Regions from separate parts of the Homo sapiens genome. Here region 1 is linked to region 2. A link is a loop called in an ENCODE intact Hi-C map of the cell type or tissue named here. Cell type or tissue: mammary epithelial cell. All regions are shown on one strand. Links, peaks and the distances in the headings refer to the core of each region. The heading gives the core; the rest is flanking DNA. Region 1 has its middle 37 kb from the start of ULK4. Region 2 overlaps TRAK1 (trafficking kinesin protein 1).

What was found. Hi-C counts contacts between places; a loop is a spot of excess contacts. Peaks named below come from ENCODE experiments on the same cell type or tissue, not always from the same donor. Only the 100,000 strongest peaks of a DNase experiment are listed, where the experiment ranks them.
Region 1: a loop joins it to region 2, with 2.5 times the contacts of the local background. A loop is called at or near these places in 2 of 110 quality-filtered maps.

What each region holds. Positions count from the first base shown.
Region 1 is chr3:41,990,735-42,006,504 of GRCh38, reverse strand. No RefSeq gene overlaps it. Among named protein-coding and RNA genes, the nearest start is that of ULK4, 37 kb to the right of the region's middle. RefSeq lists a silencer at 7,015-7,226. In mammary epithelial cell, for the core only: a CTCF peak has its summit at 8,378; no DNase peak of the experiment used is centred there.
Region 2 is chr3:42,187,954-42,195,953 of GRCh38, reverse strand. It overlaps TRAK1 (trafficking kinesin protein 1), which reads right to left. Exons shown (of 16, transcript NM_001042646.3): 5 at 7,809-7,909; 6 at 6,830-6,938; 7 at 4,318-4,396; 8 at 2,749-2,879; 9 at 2,056-2,130; 10 at 1,013-1,150. Among named protein-coding and RNA genes, the nearest start is that of CCK, 74 kb to the left of the region's middle. RefSeq lists enhancers at 1-6, 932-1,091, 4,831-5,331 and a silencer at 5,843-6,137. In mammary epithelial cell, for the core only: a CTCF peak has its summit at 4,621 (motif pointing right); no DNase peak of the experiment used is centred there.

The DNA.
Region 1 (15,770 bases), core at 3,419-11,418, 190 kb after region 2:
CCTCAGCCTCCCAAAGTGCTGGGATTACAGGCATGAGCCACAACATTCGGCTCCCCCTTTTTTTTTTCTTAGAGACGGTGTCTCGCTCACTGCGCTGCCACCCCCCTTTTTTTTTTCTTAGAGATGGTGTCTTGCTCTGGCACCCAGGCTGGAGTACAGTGGTGCTATGATCACTCACTGCAGCCTCAAACTCCTGGGCTCAAGCGATCTTACTGCCTCATCCTCCCAGGTAGCTGAGACTACAGGTGCATGCCACCAAGCCCAGTTAATTTTTTTTGAGGGGGGGTAGAGATTAGGGGGCACATGTCTCACTATGTTGCACAGGCTGGTTTTGAACTTCTGGCCTCGTGATCCTCTACCTTTGCCTCCCAAAGTGCTGGGATTATAGCTAGGAGCCACCGTGCCCAGCCATCATAGAATATTTTATGCCAGATTTTAATCTCACATTTATTGAGCACAGTTTGCACCAAGCACTGTGCTAAGTAGCACTGCACTAAGTGCTTTATTTTTTTAATTTTTATTTTATTTATTTATTTATTTTTGAGACAGAGTCTTATTCTATCACCCAGGCCAGAGTGCAGTGGCAAGATCTCAGCTTACTGCAACCTCGGCCTCCAGGGTTCAAGCAATCCTCTTGCCTCAGCCTCCTGAGTAGCTGGGACTACAGGCGTGTGTGCGCCACCATGCCCAGCTAATTTTTGTATTTTTAGTAGAAATGGAGTTTTGCCATGTTTGCCAGGCTGGTCTCGAGCTCTTGACCTCAGGTGATACTCTTGCCTTGGCCTCCAAAGTGCTAGGATTACAGGTGTGAGCCACTGCACCCAGCCATGTGCTAAGTGCTTTAGTAACATCAGTTCCTTCATTCTGACAGCAACTCTATGAGACAGCTATTATCTGCAGTTTATAGATAAGGAAACTGACCCTTGGATAAGTGAATTAACGTATACAGTCATAAACTATTGAAAAAGTCAGGCTGCTAGCCCCATATGACTGATTAAACACTTTGCTTTTGTCTCTGCGAAGTAAAAGAGAGTCAACCTCAGTCTTGGGTAATGGGAAGAATGAAGAGGAGAGGAATGGCACGGGAAAAGAATTCTAGGATTAAGACATGAGGGGCTGGGCATGGTGGCTCAAGCCTGTAATCCCACCACTTTGGGAGGCTGTGGCAGGTGGATTGCTTGAGCTCAGGAGTTCGAGACCAGCCTGGGCAACATGGAAAAACCCCGTCTCTACTAAAAAATACAAAAAAATTAGTTGGGCATGGTGACATGCACCTTTAGTCCCAGCTACTCAGGAAGCTGAGGTGGAAAGACAGCTTGAGCCTGGGAGGCAGAGGTTGCAGTGAGCCGAGATTGCGCCACTACACTCCAGGCTGGGTGACAGCGCCAGACCCTGTCTCAAAAAAAAAAAAAAAAAAGACATGAAGACTTGTGTTTATAAACCAGACTTATTGTGCATGGATTTTTTAGACATAAGAAAAACCATGAATTAATAACAATAACTTCTTTACAGCATCTGGTCTTTTGCCTTGAATCCATCTACTTTCCTCAGACAAACCAGATGCTATCATTCTTGTGCTGTAAACTCTTCAACAACGCCCTAGTGACCTAGGGGTATAGCCCAAACTTTCACTCAGGGAACAGTATTCTTCACTGGCCCCCATCCATCTCTTTAGCCATCTGCTCCACCACACTTTTTTTTTTTTTTTTTTTGAGACAGAGTCTTGCTCTGTCGCCCAAGCTGGAGTGCAGTGGCGCGATCTTGGCAAACTGCAAGCTCCACCTCCCAGGTTCACGCCATTCTCCTGCCTCAGCCTCCCTAGTAGCTGGGACTACAGGCTAATTTTTTGTATTTTTAGTGTAGATGGGGTTTCACCGTGTTAGCCAGGATGGTCTTGATCTCCTGACCTTGTGATCCACCCATCTCGGCCTCCCAAAGTGCTGGGATTACAGGCATGAGCCACCACACCTGGCTTTCTCTGTCTTTATTGGGTAGCCACCTCTGAGCTCTAACAATTGTTCCGATGTCTAAATGCAAACCCAATGTTGTCTTATCTCCTAGATTTTCAAAAGAAGTCAGAAATCTGGATTGCAAATAAAATCTACCTGTTTTAGGCCAGGTGCAGTGGCTCACACCTGTAATCCCAGCACTTTGGGAGGCCGAGGCAGGTGGATCACTTTAGGTCAGGAGTTCAAAACCAGCCTCATCAACATGGTGAAACCCCCTCTCTACTAAAAATACAAAAATTAGCTGGGTGTGGTGGCACATGCCTGTAGTCCCAGCTACTCGGGAGGCTGAGGCAGGAGAATCACTTGAACCCAGGAGATGGAGGTTGCAGTGAGCTGAGATTGCACCACTGCACTCCAGCCTGGGCAACAGAGTGAGACTCTGTCTCAGAAAAAAAAAAAAAAATTATGACCATGAATCTCAGGTGAGCTTTACTGCTGCTGAACAATTAATAACTCTCTAATCCAGTCATTCTCCCACTCTTCATGAAAACTACAACACATTTTTTCTTTTCATATCCAAGTTCTAGCAACTCCCTCCCCATCTTCACTGTCAGATGGTGACTTTGTTTCTTATCTCACTGAGGAAATGGAAGGAATCAAACGAACTTGTTTTTTGTTTGTTTGTTTGACGGAGTTTTGCTCTTGTTGCCCAGGCTGGAGTGCAATGGCGCGATCTCGGCTCACCGCAATCTCCACCTCCCAGGTTCAAGCGATTTTCCTGCCTCAGCCTCCCGAGTAGCTGGGATTACAAGCATGTGCCACCACGCCTGGATAATTTTTTTTGTATTTTTAGTAGAGACAAGGTTTCTCCATGTTAGTCACACTGGTCTCGAACTCCCGACCTCAGGTGATCCACCCTGCTTGGACTCCCAAAGTGCTGGGATTACAGGCGTGAGCCACCATGCCCAGCCCAAAAAAACTTCTACAAGCTCCCACCACTATGTCTACCCACCTAGTTGTGACTGGGACCAAATCATCTATTCACCCTACTGAAATTAGTGATGAATTATCCCTGCTCCCATCAAAAGCCGACTCCTCCCGTGTGAAGTAGACCCCATTCCTTCTCACCTACTGCATTAGGGTGAATGGTGGTCCCCCAAAATGTATTTCAGGTCCTAATATCCAGAACCTATGAATGTGACCTTATTTGGGAAAAGGGGATTTGCAGATGTCATTAAATTTTTTTTTTTGCGGGGGGAATGAAGTCTCACTCTGTCACCCAGGCTGGAATACAGTGGCACGATCTCGGCCCACTGCAACCTCTGCCTCCCAGGTTCAAGCGATTCTCCTGCCTCAGTCTCCAGAGTAGCTGGAATTACAGGCGCCTGCCACCAACATCTGGCTAATTTTTGTATTTTTAGTAGTAGAGATGGGGTTTCACCATGTTGGCCAGGCTGGTCTCAAACTGCTGACCTCAGGTGACCCGCCCACCTTAGCTTCCCAAAGTTCTGAGATTACGGGTGTGAGCCACCACACCTGTCATTAAGTTAATGATCTTGAGATGAGATCATCCTAGGTTACCTGGGGAGGCCCTAAATCCAATGACAGTGTCCTAGTAAGAGAAAAGCAGAAGGAGATTTAAAACAGACAGAAGAGTAGAACGCACACAGAGGAGAAGCCAATGTGAAGGCAGAAAAGAGAGAGATGCATCCACAAGCCAAGGAATGCCAGCAGCTGCCAGAAGCCAGAAGAGGCAAGGAAAAAATTTTCCCCTAGAGCCTACAGAGGGAGTACATCTCTGCTAACATCTTGAGTTCAGATTTCTGGCTTCTAGAATTCTGAGAGAGTAAGTTTTTGTTGTTTTAAGCCACCAAATTTGTGGCAATCTGTTATGGTGGCCCTAGAAAACTAATATACCTGCTTGGGTATATCATTACAATTTTCTCCCCTCCTTCCTCCATCATCAGTTTTTTTCCTCTCTACTGGGGCATTCTCACCAGCATACAAACATAGTTATTTCTTCTGTCTTTTTTTTTTTTTTTTTTTGAGACAGACTCTTACTCTGTCACGCAGGCTGGAATGTAGCGGCATGACACTGCAACCTCCGCCTCCTGGGTTCAAGTGATTCTCCTGCCTCAGCCTCCCAAGTAGTTGGTGCCTGCCACCACACCAGGCAAATTTTTGTATTTTTTGGTAGGGATGGGGTTTCACTGTGTTGGCCAGGCTGGTCTCGAACTTCTGGCCACAAGTGATCCACCAGCCTCAGCCTCCCAAAGTGCTGGGATTACAGACTTGAGCCACCATGCCTGCCCTATATTTCTTCCATCTTGAATAGAAGAAAAAAACTCTCTTGACTTTACTTCCACCTCTAGATGCCACCCTGTTTTTTGTCATCCTTCATAACAAAGCTATTTGAAAGAATTGCTTATCGTCACTGTCTCAATTCTGTCCATTTTTTCCTGAAACCCATTCCACTGAGACTACTCCACCCAGTCAAGGTCACCATTGACCTCCACATTGCTACATTTAGGGTCCATTATCAGTTCTCCTTTTACTTGACCTCTCAGCCACATTTGACACAACTTTTGTCATCTTTCTTCTTGGAACACTTTCTTTACTTGGATTCTAGGAAACTGCACTCTACACTCACTCCTTAGTGATCTCATCTAATCTCAAGGCTTTAAACACCATCTACACATAGATAACTCCAAGTTTATACTTCCAGTCCAGACTTTCCCTCTGAACTCCAGACTCATGTAAACAAACTTCCTACTTGACACTGGCATTTGGATGTCTAATAGGCATCTCTACCTTATTATGCCCAAAACTGAGCTGCTGGACTTCTAAAAATTCTACTATTCCACAGTTTCCTAGATTTCAATTGTCCAGGCAGAAACCTTATATTTATCTCTGACTTCTCCCTTTTTTTTCACCCCACATCCAATTTATCAGGAAAACCTGTTGGTTCTACCTTCAAAATATAATCCAGAACCTACTTCTTACTGCCTTCACTGCCTCCATCCTAGTCCAAACCACCATCATTTCTCCTGCATTCCTGCAAGAACCTCCTAAATTCTTACTTGTTCACCTGCCCTCTGCCCCTGCCCTACCTCAGTCCATTTTTCAATGCAGTAGCCAATGATCTTGTAAAATGTGAGTCACATCGTGGCTCTCCTCCGTTCAAAACCCTCCAATTGTTCCCCATTCCTCCCAGAATGTAAGCAAAAGTTTTTACAGGGCCAGGAGTGGTGGTGCACACCTGTAGTCCCAGCTACTTGGGAGGCTGAGATGGGAAAACTGCTTGAGCTCAGGAGGTTGAGGCTGCACTGAACCGTGTTTGTTACACTGCACTCCAGCCTGGGTGACAGAGTGAAACCCTGTCTCAAGAAAAAAAAGTCTCTACCATGGCCCACAAGACCTACACCGTCTACTCCCCTCATCCCACTGACTTCATTTTCCTCTTCTCTCCAACTCACTAACTTCACAGGAAAAATAGTCTCCTTGCTGTTCCTTGAACATGCCAGAGACACTGTCACCTCAGAACTTTTGCACTGGCCATTTCCTTTGCCTGGATTGTTCTTCCTCTACTTATCCTTATGGCTCTTCTCCTCATCTCAATAAGACTTATTTTTTTTTTTTTTAAGACAGGGGTCTTGTTCTGTCACCCAGGCTGGAATGCAGTGGGATGATCATAGCTGTCTGCAACCTCGAACTCCTGGGCTCAAACAATTCTCCTGCCCCAGCCTCCTGAGTAGCTGGGACTATAGATGCACATCATCGTTCTGGCTAATTTTTTATTTTCATTTTTGTAGAGACAAGGTCTCGCTATATTGCCTAGGATGGTCTCAAACTCCTGGCCTCAAGTCATCCTCCCTCCTGGTCCCCCAAAGTGCTGGGATGATAGGCATGAGCCACATGGCTCACCAATGAGGCCTCCTTGAACCATCTCATTAATACTGCCACTTATTTTCCCCCGGCACTCTCAATGCCCCTTACCCTGCTCTGTCTTTTTTAAAATTTAGCACATTTTAATATATTATATTATTTATTTTCTTAAACCCTCTTAATTCACAAGGTAGTCTTATTCTCAGATGTATTCTCAGCACAACGTCTAGAACATAGTAGTTGCTCAATAAATATTTGTTGATTGGATCAAACCTTCAGGATCTAACCAAAGATCCATATGACTTGGAATACCTTCATTGATTAACATTTTACTGTTTTGTTGGATGTGGAGAGTGTAGTAATTCTCATTTCTCATATCAAAGTTAAAAGATCTTGAGAATATTTCCTGAACCTCCTTAACTTCCCTTTCACAACCCATTATAAAGTGACCACCTATCAAAACCTTGCTAGATCCTATTTGTATTCAAGTTATACAATAATATTCTTGGGGTAATGGGTGTCCCATACTACTTTCCGTTTATGGTATGTTGACACCAGCTAAATCTCAGCTTTTATGGACTTTGAGCTCATCTAATCCTCTTCCTAAGCTACTAAAGAGTATTTTTTTTTCTTTTTTCTTTTTTTTTTTGTTTGAGACTGGGTCTTGCCCTGTCACCCAAGTTGGTGTGCAGAAGAAGCACAATTGTAGTCTACTGTAACCTAGAACACCTGGACTCAAGCAATCCTCCCACTTCAGCCTCCTGAGTAGCTGGGACTACAGGCGTGTGCCACCACATCTGGCTAATTAAAAGAAATTTTTGTAGAGACGGGGGTCTCACTGTGTTGTCCAAGCTGCTCTTGAACTCTAGAACCCAAGGGATCCTCCCACCTTGGCCTCCCAAAGTGTTGGGATTACAGGCATGAGCCACCATGCTCAGCCCCAAGCTAAAGAGAATTAGTCACAGTTTATCCTCATGGAAAAATACCTCTGCTATTTTAATTCTTTAGTTGCTCTTATTTAAATCTTTCCAAATTTGTATGCCTTTCTGAGTTTCTGGTAACTGATATTTTAAGTGTAGCAACATGCTTCTAGCTCTCTCTTTCTATGTTTTGTTTTGTTTTCCCCTGAGCAATCTTGACCCAAGCCCAGAGTCCATGGAAGTTCAAGGGTGGGCATCAGGGAGTATATTTGTTAGGGTGGACAAAACTGAAATAAAAAATAAGTAAACCTGCTGGCGCGGTGGCTCATGCCTATAATCCCAGCTGTTTGGGAGGCCAAGGTGGGTGGATCACTTGAGGCCAGGAGTTCAAGACCAGCCTGGGCAACATGGTGAAACCCCGTCTCTACTAAAAATACAAAAATTAGCCAGGTGCAGCGGTGAGCCCCTGTAATCCCAGTTATTCAAGAGACTGAAGCATAAGATTTGCTTGAACCTGGGAGGCAGAGGTTGCAGTGAGCCAAAATGTGACACTGCACTCCAGCTTGGGTGACAGAGAAAGACTCTGTCTTAAAAAAATAAATAAAACCTAAAATGTCATGCCACAACACAGCAGTTTGTTTGTTTTTTGAGACAGAGTATTTTTTTATATTTTATATATTTTATATATATATATATATATATATATATATATATATATATATATATATATATATATATTTTGAGATGGAGTTTCACTCTGTCGCCCAGGCTGGAGTGCAGTGGTGCAATTTCGGCTCACTGCAACTTCTGCCTCTGGGTTCAAGCAATTCTCGTGCCTCAGCTTCCTGAGTAGCTGGGATTACAGGCACCTGCCACCACACCCAGCTAATTTTTTGTATTTTTAGTAGAGATGGGGTTTCACCCTGTTGGTTAGTCTGGCTCGAACTCCTGACCTCAGGTGATCCACCTGCCTCGGCCTCCCAAAGTGCTGGGATTACAGGTGTGAGCCACCACGCCTGGCCAAAATATCTACTTTTATTCAATTTATTTTATGTTATTCTGAAAATGTTTTGTAAAGAAAAAGCTTTATCAGTTCAAATTACAAGATTATGGTTTTAGCTCACTTTATGTTTCACTTGGAAGCATGAGATTTTATGATTGGCCCAGCTGGGTCATGGCTGTTGGGACTAAAGTTTAGGGCCTGTTACCAAAAGAAGATGCCACTACATATGGTCAGGCAAGGTACAAGAATTATCACACCATGTTATGACATCTGAAAGAATTATTTGATAAGAACTGGGAAAAACCTATTGTAGGGGACAGTGCTGGGGCTCTGCCCATATCCCCCACAGCCTTACAGCTGTAGTGGAGCCAGCACCAGCTGCCAGCATGCTGTCCTAATCCTCTGGCTACTGAAGCCTGCTCTGCTCGATGCAGTGGGTTGGAAGTTATGGGGAATTGAAGATCTTCCAGAAGTCCCTGTTCCTTTGTCTCTTCGGGCAGTGTACGTTCTCTGCTGGCTTCCAGACTTCCTTCAAGTGATTGGGCTCCAGTTATTTTTGCTTGATAAAGCACCCTTCATCAGCAGCTACCTTCCTTTCCTGTCTCAATTCTCTGTCCCCCTGCCGGTGTTTCCTGGGATCACTTCCAGATAAATTGCATATCTCAGGGGCTACTTTAGGGGGAACCCAAACTAAGACACTTCTCTTACTGTTACTGTTTTGCATTTGGTCAGAGTTTAGCACAAGGCCTATGTGTTGGCAACTGTTAAAGTAAGCACAGATCCTCCAAGGAAACTTCTTAGACACTGTGATGATGCCACATTGGGCGATGAGGTGAGGAGTGGCAGGGTCAGCTGTTTCTGTGCTGCAAGTACTGTGAGAAGAAAACAAAAGTAACAACCATGCACTGCTCAGCACTAGCTAGTAGAATGTTTTCCTCCTGGTGTTACTAAATTTAACACATTTAACAAAATCATGCAGTCGACCCATATGAATAGATTCCTGTTGCTCTGACTGGGCCTTAGATATAAATAAGCCCCAAAGAAATGACCTCCAAGTAGATTGTAAGAACTTGGCAAAGATGAAGCTAACTTAGCTAAGGGCAAGTATCAGGGAGAATATATTTATTCTTCCAAAACTCATGCCACATAGACCAATTAAATTGAGGACTCAGCAGCAGCAGGCTCTTAAAGGAAGGTACCAGGCTTGTCACTTTAATCGACCAAGAAGGACTTTCAGGAATAGAAATGAGGAGTGTTTATGCCTTTCATTTTATTTGAATCACTGAATGTAACAGGACACAAAAACTACCCCAACCCATGTGGGATGGTTTTTGCAACAGAAGCACAAAACCAAGACCAAAATGCAGGAACATCTATGGCTGATCATCTTGGACATTGCTGCAGAGAGGGTGGGTATTTCTTTTGACAAGAACTCAAATTTGTGTTTGCTTCCATTTAGAAGCCTTGTCCAAAGCATCCTTCAAGGTTGCCCATCCCAGGGGCACGCAGAAGAAATAACACACAATTTGAAGAAACTTGAAGTCATTGTTTCCTTTACCACCCTCCTCCCATTTCAAAACTCTGTTGGATAGAGCACATTTTATTGGTTCTTTTTCTGCCCATCTCAACTGTTTTGAAAGTTTTACAGCGTGTTTCTATTTCTTTAATATATTTATTTTTAAATGTTTAACAATTTTATATTTATCAAAATATGACATTAATTTTTTTCTTGCATCAGCCTACATCATGCTTTGAGACATTAATCTTACTTAAGAATACACAGTAGGAGCCAGGTGCGGTGGCTCACACCTGTAATCCCAACACTCTAGGAGGCCAAAGGGGAAGGATCACTTGAGTCCAGGAGTTCAAGACCAGCCTCTGCAACATAGGGAGACCCCCTGTCTCTACAAATAATAATAAAAAAATTAGCTGGGCATGGTGGTGCGTGCCTGTGGTCCCAGCTACTTAGGAGGATTAGGCAGGTGGGAGGTCAGGGCTGCAGTGAGTAGTGATCATGGCACTGCACTCCGGCCTGGGTGACAGAGTGAGACCCTGTCTCAAAAACAAACAAAAGGCCAGGGCGCGGTGGCTCATGCCTGTAATCCCAGCACTTTGGGAGGCCAAGGTGGGCGGATCACCTGAGATCGGGAGTTTGAGACTAGCCTGACCAACATGGAGAAAACCCATCTCTACTAAAACAGCAACAACAACAAAATACAAAATTAGCTGGATGTGGTGGCACATGCCTGTAATCCCAGCTACTCAGGAGGCTGAGGTGGGAGAATCGCTTGAACCCAGAAGGCTGAGGTTGCAATAAGCCGAGATCGCACCACTGCACTCCAGCCTGGGCAACAAGAGCAAAACTCTGTCTCAAAAAAAAAAAAAAAAAAAATGCTGGCACGGTGGCTCATGCCTGTAATCCCAGCACTTTGGGAAGCCAAGGTGGGCAAATCGCGAGGTCAGGAGTTTGAGACCAGCCTGACCAACATGGTGAAACCCTGTCTCTACTAAAAATACAAAAAAATTAGCTGGGCGTGGAGGCAGGCGCCTGCAATCCCAGCTACTTGGGAGGCTGAGGCAGGAGAATCGCTTGCACCCGGGAGGCAGAGGTTGCAGTGAGCCGAGATAGCACCACTGCACTCCAGCCCAGGTGACAGTGCGAGACCCTGTCTCAAAATAATAATAATAATAGGGCTGGGTGTGGTGGCTCACACCTGTAATCCCAGCACTTTGGGAGGCCAAGGTGGGCAGATCACGAGGTCAAGAGGTAGAGACCATCCTGGCTAACATGGTGAAACCCCGTCTTTACTAAAAATACGAAAATTAGCCAGGCATGGTGGCATGCGCCTATAGTCCCAGCTACTCAGGAGGCTGAGACAGGAGAATCACTTGAACTCAGGAGGCAGAGGTTGCAGTGAGCTGAGATCGTGTCACTGCACTCCAGCCTGGGTGACCAAGTGAGACTCCGACTCAAAAAAAAATGAATAAAAATTAATAATAATAATAATCCGAATAAAAAGGCTAAAAGACCACATGCAAAACACAGTGATGCAAGATGAACCTGGAGTATCTTGTAATGCCAGGAAGTAAAGACATACTAAAACAAAAACTAAACCCACAATCATGGGGTTTATGTCAAAGGGGCATGGGAGTCAACTGAAAAAGTTTCCAGTGGCCAAAGCTGGAAGAATTTGAGCAACAAAATAAATAAAGTAGTATTGGATTATAACTCAAAGTACAAAATAAATATCCATGAATCCATGTTGACATAAATACATAAATGAATAAATACATGGGGAAGAAGAAAAAAAATCTCCCATACAGAAGAATTCCAAATAAAGTATGTAGAACTCCACTTCTAACAGATGGAGCATAACTCCCACTCTGTCTGTGTGGGCTGTGCTTAGTGACTTCCTTCAAAAGAGTACAGTATGGCTTGGGCATCGTGGCTCATGCCTGTAATCCCAGCACTTTGGGAGGCCAAGGTGGGCAGATCACCTGAGGTCAGGCGTTCGAGACCAGCCTGGCCAACATGGCAAAACCCTGTCTCTGCTAAAAATACAAAAATTAGCCGGGTATGGTGGTGCACACCTGTAGTCCCAGCTACTCGGGAGGCTGAGGCAGAAGACAGGAGAATCACTTGATCCCGGGAGATGAAGGTTGCAGTGAGCTGGGATTGCGCCACTGCACTCCAGAGTGAGACTCTGTTTCAAAAACAAACAAACAAAAAAAGAGTACCTTCACAGTGGAGACAGTTGACAAACACTTCCTCAGGCAGTGAGGTGATCAAGATTGACTCAACAGTAATAAGTCATGCCAATAGTATGTTCCCTTAGTAGTATGTGATGGGAATGGCACTTTATCTCCTTTATCTCCATGCTCCTCCTCCCCAAAACCAATAGCCCCAGTCTGGTTATGAGAAAAAGATCAGACAAATACCAATTAAGTGACAGTCTAAAAATACCTGATCAGCAATTCTCAAAATTGAAAGGTCATCAGAAACTAGGAAAGTATGAAAGACTGTCAGAGGCAGAACCCAAAGAGACAAGATGATTAAATGTAATGGGGTATCCTGGATGGGATCCTGGAACAGAAAAAGGACATTCAGTAACAACTAAGTAAATATGAACAAAATGAGGACTATCATTAATAACAAGCATCAGTATATGTTCATTAATTATGACAAATGTACCATACTAATGTAAGAGGTTAATAGTAGGGGAAACTGGGCGTGGGGCATATGGAGACAATTTGTATTATCTTTTTAATTTTTCTGTGAATCTAAAATTATTCTAATATAAAAGGTTTATTTTAAAAATAGTGATAAACATTGAAACCAGTATGATTTAAAGTTTAAATAATTTGGCCAGGCATGGTGGCTCACACCTGTAATCCCAGCACTTTGGGAGGTCAAGGCTGATGGATCACTTGAGGTCAGGGGTTTGAGACCAGCCTGACCAACATGGTGAAACTCTGTCTCTACTAAAAATGTAAAAATTAGCTGGGCGTGGTGGCACATGCCTGTAGTACCAGCTACTCCAGAGGCAGAGGTGAGAGAATCACTTGAACCCGGGAGGCAGAGGCTGCAGTGAGCCAAGATCATGCCATTGCACTCCAGCCTGGGCAACAGAAGGAGACTCCATCTCAAAAAATAAAATAAAATAAAATAAAATAAAGTTTAAATAATTTGTTCCTCATAGTATAGTGGTTAAATATTTTTAAAAGAAAAAGTTTAAATAATTTGTAATATGATGAAGATAGTTAATGAATTGGTTACTAAAGAAATGTTTAAGTATAAAAAGTAAATATAATTTCAAGTTAAAATATGCTATTTCTACAAAATCTGGGAAGTCATAGGAGAAGGAAGAGGATGGAGAAACGAGGTAAATTGAGAGGTTTCACCCGGGCGTGGAGGCTCATGCTTGCAATCCCAGCACTTTGGGAGGCCAAGGCGGACAGATCACTTGAGGCCAGGAGTTCGAGACCGGCCTGGGCAACATGGCAAAACCCTGTCTCTACCAAAAATACAAAAATTAGCCAGGTGTGGTGGTGCGTACCTATAGTCCCAGCTACTCGGGAGGCCGAGATGGGAGGATCGATTGAGGCCTGGAGGTCGAGGCTACAGTGAGCTATGATTGTGCCACTGAACTCCAGCCTGGGTAACAGAGCAAGAACCTCTATAACTAACTAACTAACTAACTAACTAACTAACTAAATAAATAAATAAATAAATAAATAAATGTAGGTTTCATCCTGTGCTGTGTATAGTTTTTATGGAGAAATATAATTTTTTTAGATATTAGGTGTTAACTGAAATTGTTATAGGACACCTAAATCAATAGAGGAGAAACTGATAAAGCATAATATAGTCAAAACATGAAATATGACAAGAATAAGGCCAATGAGTTATCAATGGTTATAGTAAATATTAAAAGGTTAAATTCTCCTTTAGAAAGAGAAGGCTTGAGACCGGGAGTGGTGGATCACACCTGTAATCCCAGCATTTTGGGAGGCCGAGGCAGGTGGATCACAAGGTCAGGAGATCAAGACCATCCTGGCTATCACACTGAAACCCCATCTCTACTAAAAATACAAAACAATTAGCCGGGCATGGTGGCGGGTGCATGTAGTCCCAGCCACTTGGGAGGCTGAGGCAGGAGAATGGTGTGAACCCGGGAGATGGAGCTTGCAGTGAGCCGAGATCACGCCACTGCATTCCAGCCTGGGCGATAGAGCGAAACTCCGTCTCAAAAAAAAAAAAAATTAAATTAAATTTAAAAAAAAAGAAAGAGAAGGCCTCGCTGGGCACTGTGGCACATGCCTGTAATCCCAGCAGTCTGGCAGGCTGAGGCGGGTGGATCAGTTGAGCTCAGGAGCTTGAGACCGGCCTGAACAACATGGAGAGACCCCCCATCTCCACAAAAAATACAAAAACTAGCCAGGCGTGGTGACAATTGCCTGTAGTCCCGGCCACTCAGGAGCCTGAGGTGGAAGAATTGCTTGAGCCCAGGCGTTAGAGGCTGCAGGTGAGCCGTGATCGTGCCACTCCACTCCAGCCTGGGTGACAGAGTGAGACCCTGGTCAAAATAGAGAGAGGGAGAAGGCTCTCAGAGTGTGGGGGTGGGGGTAGGGGAAGAAAGAAAATGTAGCTCCATAGAATTTTTTTTTATTTTTTATTTATTTTTATTTTTATTTTTTATTTATTTATTTTTGAGACGGAGTCTCGCTCGTCGCCCAGGCCGGAGTGCAGTGGCGCACTGCAAGCTCCGCCTCCCGGGTTCACGCCATTCTCCTGCCTCAGCCTCCCGAGTAGCTGAGACTATAGGCGCCCGCCACCACGCCCGGCTAATTTTTTGTATTTTTAGTAGAGACGGGGTTTCACTGTGTTAGCCAGGATGGTCTCGGTCTCCTGACCTTGTGATCCGCCCGCTTCGGCCTCCCAAAGTGCTGGGATTACAGGCGTGAGCCACCGCGCCCGGCTATTTTTTATTTTTTTGAAATGGAGTCTTGCTCTGTCGCCCTGGCTGGAGAGCCGTGGCGCGATCTCGGCTCAGTGCAGCCTCAGCCTCCGCGTCCCAGGCTTAAGCAATTCTCTGCCTCAGCCTCCCAAGTAGCTGGGATTACAGGCGACCGCCGCCACGCCCGGCTAATTTTTTTGTATTTTTAGTAGAGACGGGGGTTTCACCATCTTGTCCAGGCTGATCTTGAGCTCCTGACCCCAGGTGATCCATCCACCTTGGCCCCCCAAAGTGCCGGGATTACAGGCATGAGCCACGGCGTGCCCGGCCACTCCACAGAATTAATTTACAAAAACACATCAGAAAGAACGTGATTTTTTGAAATTTGAAAATTGTGGGAAGGGCAAAAATATAACAAAAGAATGCACAGTAAATAAAGGCAAAAAAGAAAAAGAAAGCATAGGTGACTCTATTACTAAAGCATGTTATCCTTAACATCTCTATTCTTGTGTTTCTCAGTCAGCTCACACACAACCTGGGTCCTTATCAGGCCTGATTGCAGTTCATTCCACCCTTTGCCCCAGTAAATCTGAGGATTTTGAAAAATGTTTACGTTTTCCAAAAATCCATTCCCTTATTCTTGTCACCTCTTGCCTCGGGCCACTAAATGACTCATTGCAGGTTTCTTGCCTCTGCACATCTTTTCAATCTATGCCACTTCAAGGCCCCACAACTGTCTACCCAAGCACAGCTAATATCAGGCTGTCATGTTTAATTAGAATTGACTAAGACCTGAGGATAGTAATTACAAGTTCACCAGATAGAAAGACTCGATGTTGTGATATGTCATTTACCCCCAAATTAATCAGTGAATTTTATGTAATTCCAACCAAATGAAAAAGAAATTTTATTTTAAGGAAATGACAATGTATTCTAAAATTGCTGTGGAAGAATTCATACATACGAATATCTAAGACTATTTTTAAAAATCAACTGGTACCACTCCTGACCAGAAAGCAAAATGTAACATAAAGTCACAGTAATTAAAGGATTATTTCTGTCATAGGAATAGACAACTACAACAACTGCACAGAACTGAGAGTTGAAAACAGAATAATATATCTGTGAGAATTTAGTTTTATATCTAGCAGGGCACTATTTTCTCTACTTCTTAGTAGTCCAGATTCTTTGGGTTCCTAAATAATTCAAATAGAAACTGTTTTACTGGAAGAAAACCTTAAGAAGTTGTATTAATCATATGGTGTCTACCGTAACATGGGTTCTCGGGAAAATCCTGGGAAGTATGTAGTCCACAGAAAAGATTCTCTAAGTGTTCCTTTTTTTTATTTTTATTTTTTGGTTAGGGGGTGTGGGGACAGAGTCTTGCTCTGTCTCCCAGGCTGGAGTGCAATGGCAAGATCTCTGCTCACTGCAGCCACGCCTCCTGGGTTCAAGCGATTCTTGTGCTTCAGCCATCCGAATAGCCAGGACTAAAGATGAGCACCACCACACCCAGCTAATTTTTGTATTTTTAGTAGAGATGGAGTTTCATCAG
Region 2 (8,000 bases), core at 1-8,000:
CACCAAGATGACAAGCCAGGAAGGAGGGAACCCAGGTAAGGAGCCTGCAAAGCTACACAGGCCAGCGTGTGAGCCAAGTGTGGTTAGCGCTAGATCAGGGAACTTGGGGGACTGAATATTCTTTGCTGCTTTTACTGAGATTCCTGGAATCACTGGATCACCCATCTGTGCCCTAGAAAGCTGACTATGTTATATGTCTTTCTTTTTGTTTCCCTCAGATTTCAGTGAAGCTTCTTGAGGCGGAGAGGGGGTGGTGGCTATTCTAGCCTGACTTCCTGACTTTGATGCATGGGAGCAAAGAAGAAAAGAAATCACGATTTAGGGAAGGTGGGCCAGACAACAAGGAGTGGGGGATGGGGATAGTATCTGCTGGGGGTCAGCAATGGGGGCTGAAGGGAAAGAGCTCCAAGGAAAAGGCCAATTTCAGAAGGGACAGAATCTCACGAGCATTTACGCAGCCATCCGCTCCTATCTCACTTGGGGGAGTTTCTCTCAAAAGCTCTTCTCTCCTCAGAGAGCATTTAGCATTTCATCAAACCATGGAAATAGAGCTGGAATACACAGGAGTTCTTGAGTTTGCTCTTTAGGCCATCTGTCTATCTGTCCAACTATCCGTCTAAACGTAATGTCTATTAAATGTCTACAATGCATCATGTCAGTGCTCAGGAAGTTTTGGATTGTGAAGCATTCTGGATTAGAGATGCTCAACCTGTATGAGTCAGATCTTCCAAATACCTCAGGTTCCCACTAAAGCAAGTTCCTACTAAATTTATCTTTTAATGGCAGGAGTAGAAAAGACCACAGATTTAGAGGAACAGAAAATAACCAATTTGTCTTATGTAGTTAAGAAACCACCAGTCAGATTCAAGTGTCCTTGATTCAGACTCAGATCTGAACTGTACAACGAGAAGCGAACTGTGAACACCCAACTCCAGTGGCCAGAATGTCAGACACTGTGCTCCTGTCACCAGAACCCCTCCTGTCCTCTGGCTGGGAAGAAAGCACAGCTCACCATGGGAAACAGGCCCAGTGAGTGGTAGCGCCGAGACGTGGTATTGGGCATGGTTTTGTTCCGGAGGTTCTTCAGCTCCTCCTGCGCCTCATGCAGCATCTCCATGCACTCTGCGTACTTGTCCTCCAGCTCACGCAGCTGCAGGCAGGAAAGACACAGAGGGTCAGGATCTCCTGAGCACCCAGGTGTACACACATCTGCCCATCCGAAGGCCAGAAAGACACAGCAATCTAAGAGTCCCCAGCACGTGTGGAACCAGCTGCCCTGTGCGCCTGTGGCCAAATAACAGAATTTTCAAAGGCTTGCTTTTTCTTTGACTTGAGGCAAGCTTACAGACTCAGAAATCTTCTAAAATACCAACAATGGGCAAATGAAACAAAACCAACTTCATGCAAAAGAAAAATCAGGCTAGGAATGATGGCTTACAGCTGTAATCTCAGCACTTTGGGAGGGCAAGGCAGGCAGTTTGCTTGGGCACAGAAGCTGAGACCAGCCTGGGCGACATGGGAAAACCTCATCTTTCAAAAAAAAAAAAGCAAAAATTAGGTGGGTGTGGTAGCCCACACCTGTAGTCCCAGATACTCAGGAGGATCACCTGAGCCTGGAGAGGTCGAGGCTGCGGTGAGCCATGCTCATGCCACTGTACTCCAGCCTGGGTGACAGAATGAGACCCCATCTCAAAAAGAGAAAAAGAGAGAAAGAAAAAGAAAATCGTCACACCCATGTTTCAAGCCACACCTGTGAGATTCCTCTCCCAGAGTGCTCTGTGTTGTATTGTTTCATTTCTTTGAACATTTTTTGGACACCTGCACGTGCCAGGCTCAGCTGGTGTAGAGCCCTGCCACACAGGTGCCCATAACCAGTAACAGTGTCAGTGGGCACAGAACCAAGGTGCAACTGGGTTTACTCTCCCACGAATAAAAATGAAATGAAATTCAAAATAAAAACAGTAGTTGCGATGGACGTGACTAAAGCTGTCCGGGAAGGCTAATCCACCTTGGCTGCAATCAGAGGCACTGAAGGAATGAGGGAGAGGTGCTCACCTCGGCTGTGAGCTGCCGCTGGGCATCCTTAGCAGCCCCCAGATGCTGGACAAGTTCTTCATTTTCCACTGCGCACTAAAGCATGGCAAAGATAGATCACTTCCTAAGATACTTGGTAAAAGTCCAACTTTTTCCCTCTTATTAACCTAATCTGTAATGAACTCATCACTTTCTACAAGGACATGCTCATCTTATACTCAAATTCTGCTTTTTATATTATTTTGAAGGTAAAGTCTTTCCTATATCCACATTCATTCTCTATAGCCCACCGCCCCACCCCCATCTTCCAAAGCTCTCTGGAAGCATTTTACCCCACACTAATAGCAAAGTCCATTTTGCTGCCTCTTCTTAAATCTGAAGAGGATACTGCTCTACTGCAGCACATATCTAGTGCACTGTGTAAAAACAAATACTAGACTAGATGATCCATAAGTTAAACTGCAAAAGTCCATATTTACAACATCTTTTTAATGAATTCAATATAATTTTAGGAGATAAGAGGTCACAAATAAGACTCGTCACCAATTCAGGTAATCAGTTTTATACTACTGAGTCCACTAAGCTTTTTCTGCAAAGCGGCAACACGAACTGCTAAGATATGAAACTAAAGAGCACTGTCTTCTGGAGTAAATGTCCCTTCCCCGTCTCAGCATGGCCATTGTTGTATCAGCCAGATAAACAGAGAAGCCTTACAGCTTTTGCCTTTTTCTGCAAATCAACTATTTGCGATAGCAGGTGTGTGATCTCCTCTTGCTGGCGGGCAGCATCTTCCGTCTTCTTGGCCAGTTCCTCTGAGATACTAGCAATCTGGACATTGGCATCCCCTTTGACAAAGAAGCAACAATCAGGAGAGGAAGTCAGAAAACCACACATGCAGACCCAGAGAGAATGGTTTCTTTGTGGTTTGCACAAGAAAAACCATCCTTACTAAAAGACAGGGTAGAGTGGGGAGGGTGCAGGAAGGAACTCATAATGACCATTTTCCCACATGGAGAAGCAAAGCAGCTTCTTCAGGGCTCAATCAGTTATGAAAAAGAATCTCACCCCATTAGATAGCACTCCTGAGCTCAGTGTAGGGTCCCAAGCCCACCAACCAAGGCTGTCTCCCCAGAACAAATCAGGAAGGCTCCAGTGGTCAGATAGAAAGTGACAAACAAAACATGAGTGCATCTAGCCACATCCTCACATTCCACACAAGAGAACCCATGTGACTAAACAGGAATCCCCTGCTGCACCCAGTTCTAAAAAGGAACTACTGACTGCACAGTGCAATTTCCTTGGAGTTTTCAACCCATATTCAGAGTCATAACTCACTTGACTAGATTTGAACATGAGGTGTGTTTCATCATTATTTTGCTGAAATGCAAAATACTTAGTACTTTGACGAAATGCAAAATAGTACTTTGACGAAATGCAAAATACTTAGTACTTTGACGAAATGCAAAATACTTAGTACTTTGACGAAATGCAAAATACTTAGTACTTTGACGAAATGCAATATACTTAGTATTTTGACCTTTGGTCTTAACTTGTAAACTTAAAATGAAGAGGAGGAGAGAAATATTTATTTGCAAAGGTGAGAACCCTGGCTTCAGCTTCCACAAATCAAATTACTGGTAGTAAGCTGTTCTGCCACATTTTCAACACAGTTTTCTGTAGCTGGGCCTAACTTAGGCATTAAAAAATTCCAATATTCTGGCCAGGGGTGGTGGCTCACGCCTGTAATCCCAGCACTTTGGGAGGCCAAGGCAGGTGGATCACCTGAGGTCAGGAGTTCAAGACCAGCCTGGCCAACATGGTGAAACCTTGCCTCTACAAAAATACAAAAAAATAGCCAGGCATGATGGTGGGTGCCTGTAATCCTAGCTACTTGAGAGGCTAAGCTGGCAGAATCACTTGAACCCGGGAGGCAGAGGTTGCAGTGAGCCGAGATCGCAACTACTGTACTCTAGCCTGGGTGACAGAGTGAGACTCTGTCTCAAAAAAAAAAAAAAAAAAAAAAATTCCAATATTCCAGTATAAAGCCAAAATTAAATTTAAATATCCACCTCAGTGATAAACTGAGATAATACATAGCTGGCAACTTAGCACTAAATAATAGAGAGGGGGTGCCACACAAGGTTGGGGAGGCCTCTAGTTTTAAGAAAAATGCTGCTGAGCCGTAGGCTGGCAGGAGACTGCACTTTAGCAAGGCTGACGCAAATCTGTCTAATCATGACAGCAGATGCAAGGAAGTAAGAAGACAGCAGTGCGGGGACATACTCAGCTCCTTCACGCAGTCATTGACCAGCTGCTGCTCCTTCTCCTCATAGGTGATGGTCTCTGTCTTCAGCTGGCTGGCCTGTAGACAAGACCCAGGTCAGAGGCCCCACATTCTCACCTGGCCTGGTGGTGCAGGCAAGGGCTGAGGCATAAAGCAAAGGCTAACTGGGGTCTGGGAAGCTGCCCTTAGCATTCCCCCACCTGTCACCCATCGTACCCTCAAATACAGAAAGTCCATCTGAATTCCCAGCTTAATAATGGATGTGCACTCAAAGCTGAAAACCTGAAAAACGCATACCACTAGAGGGCGCCACACACAGCTACGGGCACAGGTGCTCTACAGCTTGCTCTGTTAAAAACACCACGAACACCACCATCCTATCATTGTATCTGTTATTTGTGGCTGTCCTGGCTCATAAATATGGATGCTCTGTGACCCGCACAGTGCCTAGGACACTACCCACAGCAGGCATCCTAAGGATAACCACACAGGAATGGCTAACACTTACTATGTGCCAGGCACTGAACATATGAGGTCCCAAGTTGGAGTTAAACCTGCTGTGTTCAAGCTTAGTAAGAACAAGGTCCAACACAAAAGCATTAAAATGCAGAGGCACAAGAGCCACCCCAGGACTCTGGACAACTTGCCCTGGCTGAAAAGGGTGGGATGATAGAGATCTGAAGGCCCAAAGAAGAAGCCCCGAGACCAGGCGCAGTGGCTCACACCTATAATCCCAGCACTTTGGGAGGCCGAGATGGGAGGGCTGCTTGAGCCAAGATCACGCCACTGTACTCCAGCGTGGGTGACAGAGCAAGACTCCCATGGAGGGAGGGAGGGAGGAAGGGAGAGAGGGAGGGAGGGAGGAGAGAAAGAGGGAGAGAAAGAGGCAAAGCAAGCAAGCAAGCAAGAGCCCCAGTTAGACAGAAGTGTCTCTGAGCCCTCAGTCCTGGCCCCAGAAAATCATTACACTTCAGAAAATGGATGTGGGGTAGCAGGAATCTGTAGCTGGGATCAGATTCCCTCAGCTAGCTTTGGGTGAGTTGCTGGGCGCCCGGGGCTGGAGCATTTACCTGGGGCAGGTGCTGGAAGAGGTAGCACTGAACTCAGAATAGGGAGCACAGGGCTGTTGCCTTGCCCAGCAACTGGCTGGCAGAGGAAACCTAGGCAGACTTCTTGGTCAATCTGGGTTTACATGACCCATCAGTGAACAAGGTGCTGGAAGAGGTGAGGTCTAACAGAACAAGATGTGCAGAAGAGCATCTTGTTCAGACGGGACATGAAGATCTTACCAAGGTGTGGGCAAGTTCAAGTTGACAGATGGTCTGCACTATTAAGGGGCTCTCAAGAACCCAGGGCCAGCCTAGGTGGGCACACAGCTCCAACCTGACACACAGGGGCCTGATAAACAGGGCCGTACTGTACCACACCATACCTCGGCTAGAGAACAGAAACTCACCACTAATTAAGACAAACAGTACTAAATTTGCACCTATCGGTGTTTCTAGAGAGGGGCAGTGGGTGAAGGTGAAAAACAAGGGGCTTAGAGTCACAGACTTGCAAATCCTAGCTTTGTCATTTACTCACTCAAATGACCTCGGGTTATCAAAACACCTAGCAGCCTGGGGCCCACCGTTCCAATGAGAATCAAAGTAACGAGCTTTCAGCCCTGCTGTGAACTCTAAAAAAAAAATGTGGGCAAAATGCCTGGCACACTGCCTTGCCAATAAAACAAACTCAAAAGCATGAGTCCCCAAGTTGCCTCAGCTCAACCTTTTTGAGTTAATTGTTTAAGAAATATATGACTCTGCCAGGCACGGTGGCTCACGCCTGTAACCCCAGCACTTTGGGAGGCCGAGGCAGGTGGATCACCTGAGGTCAGGAGTTCAAGACCAGCCTGACCAGTATGGTGAAACCTCGTCTCTACTAAAAATACAAAAATTAGCTGGGCATGGTGGCATGCGTCTGTAGTCCCAGCTACTCAGGAGGCTAAGACAGGAGAATAGCTTGAACCTGGGAGGCGAAGGTTGCAGAGCCAAGATCGCACCACTGCACTCCAGCCTGGGTGACATAGCGAGACTCCATCTCAAAAAAAAAGAAAAAAAGAAAAAGAAATATGGCTCTCTCTGAGCACCCATGGACTACTTCCTTGAGCATCTGATCTGTGGCAGCATGAAAACAAGGCTGGGTTTCTCCACAGGTGCTGTGGTCAGAGCTGGAGAACACCATGGGAGACCTCACTGCAGGAGTGACTGTGAAGGAGGGGCCCTCCAACTCTTCCCAGTCCACACACCATGTCATTCACCAGGTTTGCCTGCCCCAGCCAGGGAGGCATGTGTTGGGCTGGAAGGCAGTGCCCAGAGCATAGAGGAGGCACATCTGCCGAGCGCCTGGTACAGCTCTTCACAGACTGCCAGCTTTGAGGAGGGCACTTAACCATGGTTGTCCTTGCCAGATAAGGCGAATGGGGCCACCACCCTTCTAGCAGGGGCAAGAGAAGGGAGGGCACATCACCTCGGATCGAAGTACAACATTCTCCTCTTCAAGGTCTTTCAGCTTCTTTTGAAGAGAATCCAAATGAAAGTAATTCTGGACTGAGGAGGACGACTCATTCCTCTTCAACCTGGGGGAGAAAGTACGCTCACAACCTAGGGAGACGCATTTCCTCCCACCACCTGGCAAACCATGTGGAGACACAAAGAAGGGCTTGCAGGAAGGACAATGACCCACCAGACGGCTCTCCCAACCCCAGGAAGACAGCGCCCCCAGTGCACAGGCTCACCACCAATTCTGAACCCACATCTCAACCCTTTATCCACAACTTGCCACATCACCTTAGAATTCAGGGGACCAACTCTGTTTAAAGCCTACACAATTCCAGGATGTCTGGGAGTTTATTTAATACTCACAATGCATTTGTAAGTACTCTGTATGTTTTAACTCAATTAATGCTTATAACTCTGTGACCTAAGTTCTACTGTTATCTCCATTTTACAAATGACAAAACAAGTACAGAGGTTAAGTAACCTAGCCAACAGCATGCAGCTAGTAAGTCCCAGAGCCAAGATCTGCAACCAGCCCACTGGGCTCTGGAGTTCATGCTCCCAACATGAGGATCTGCTGACTCTCAGAGAAGACACCACGCCTTCTGTCCCAAGGACCTGCCACAGCACCTCTGGCTCCAGAACCCTGAATACTCTCCAACAGCAGAGCCTAACCCATTATCCATTAATGTGCCAGGGCAAATCAATCTAAATTGACAAATAAGCAATAAGACCCAGGAAAAGGAAAACTAAAAACCTGTCCATCCATATCCCGCTAAAATAGTAAAATCAATCTGTTTGAGGCACTTGGAGGTGTTTGGTCCAGAGAAGGCTGAGAGCAGCTGACCTCCATTGCTGCTGAAGGTGACCCTGTCTAGGTGACTCCAAGGACATCAACAGCGGCCAGCCTGTGCTCTGGCCTCCAGAAATACAGCCCTCTGGTGACTTACGGGGTTGAGCAAACGGACTCGGGCTCACTCTCCTCCGCAGCGCTGGTGTAGAACTGAAGCAGCTCATCCTTCATGGACAGCTCATGCCGGAGCTGAGACACCTGCACAAGCAGAGCAGGCCCATCATTTGCTTCCCAAAAGGTGATACTGTCCCCCCCGACTCACATTCCAACACTTAACACTTAGGGACAA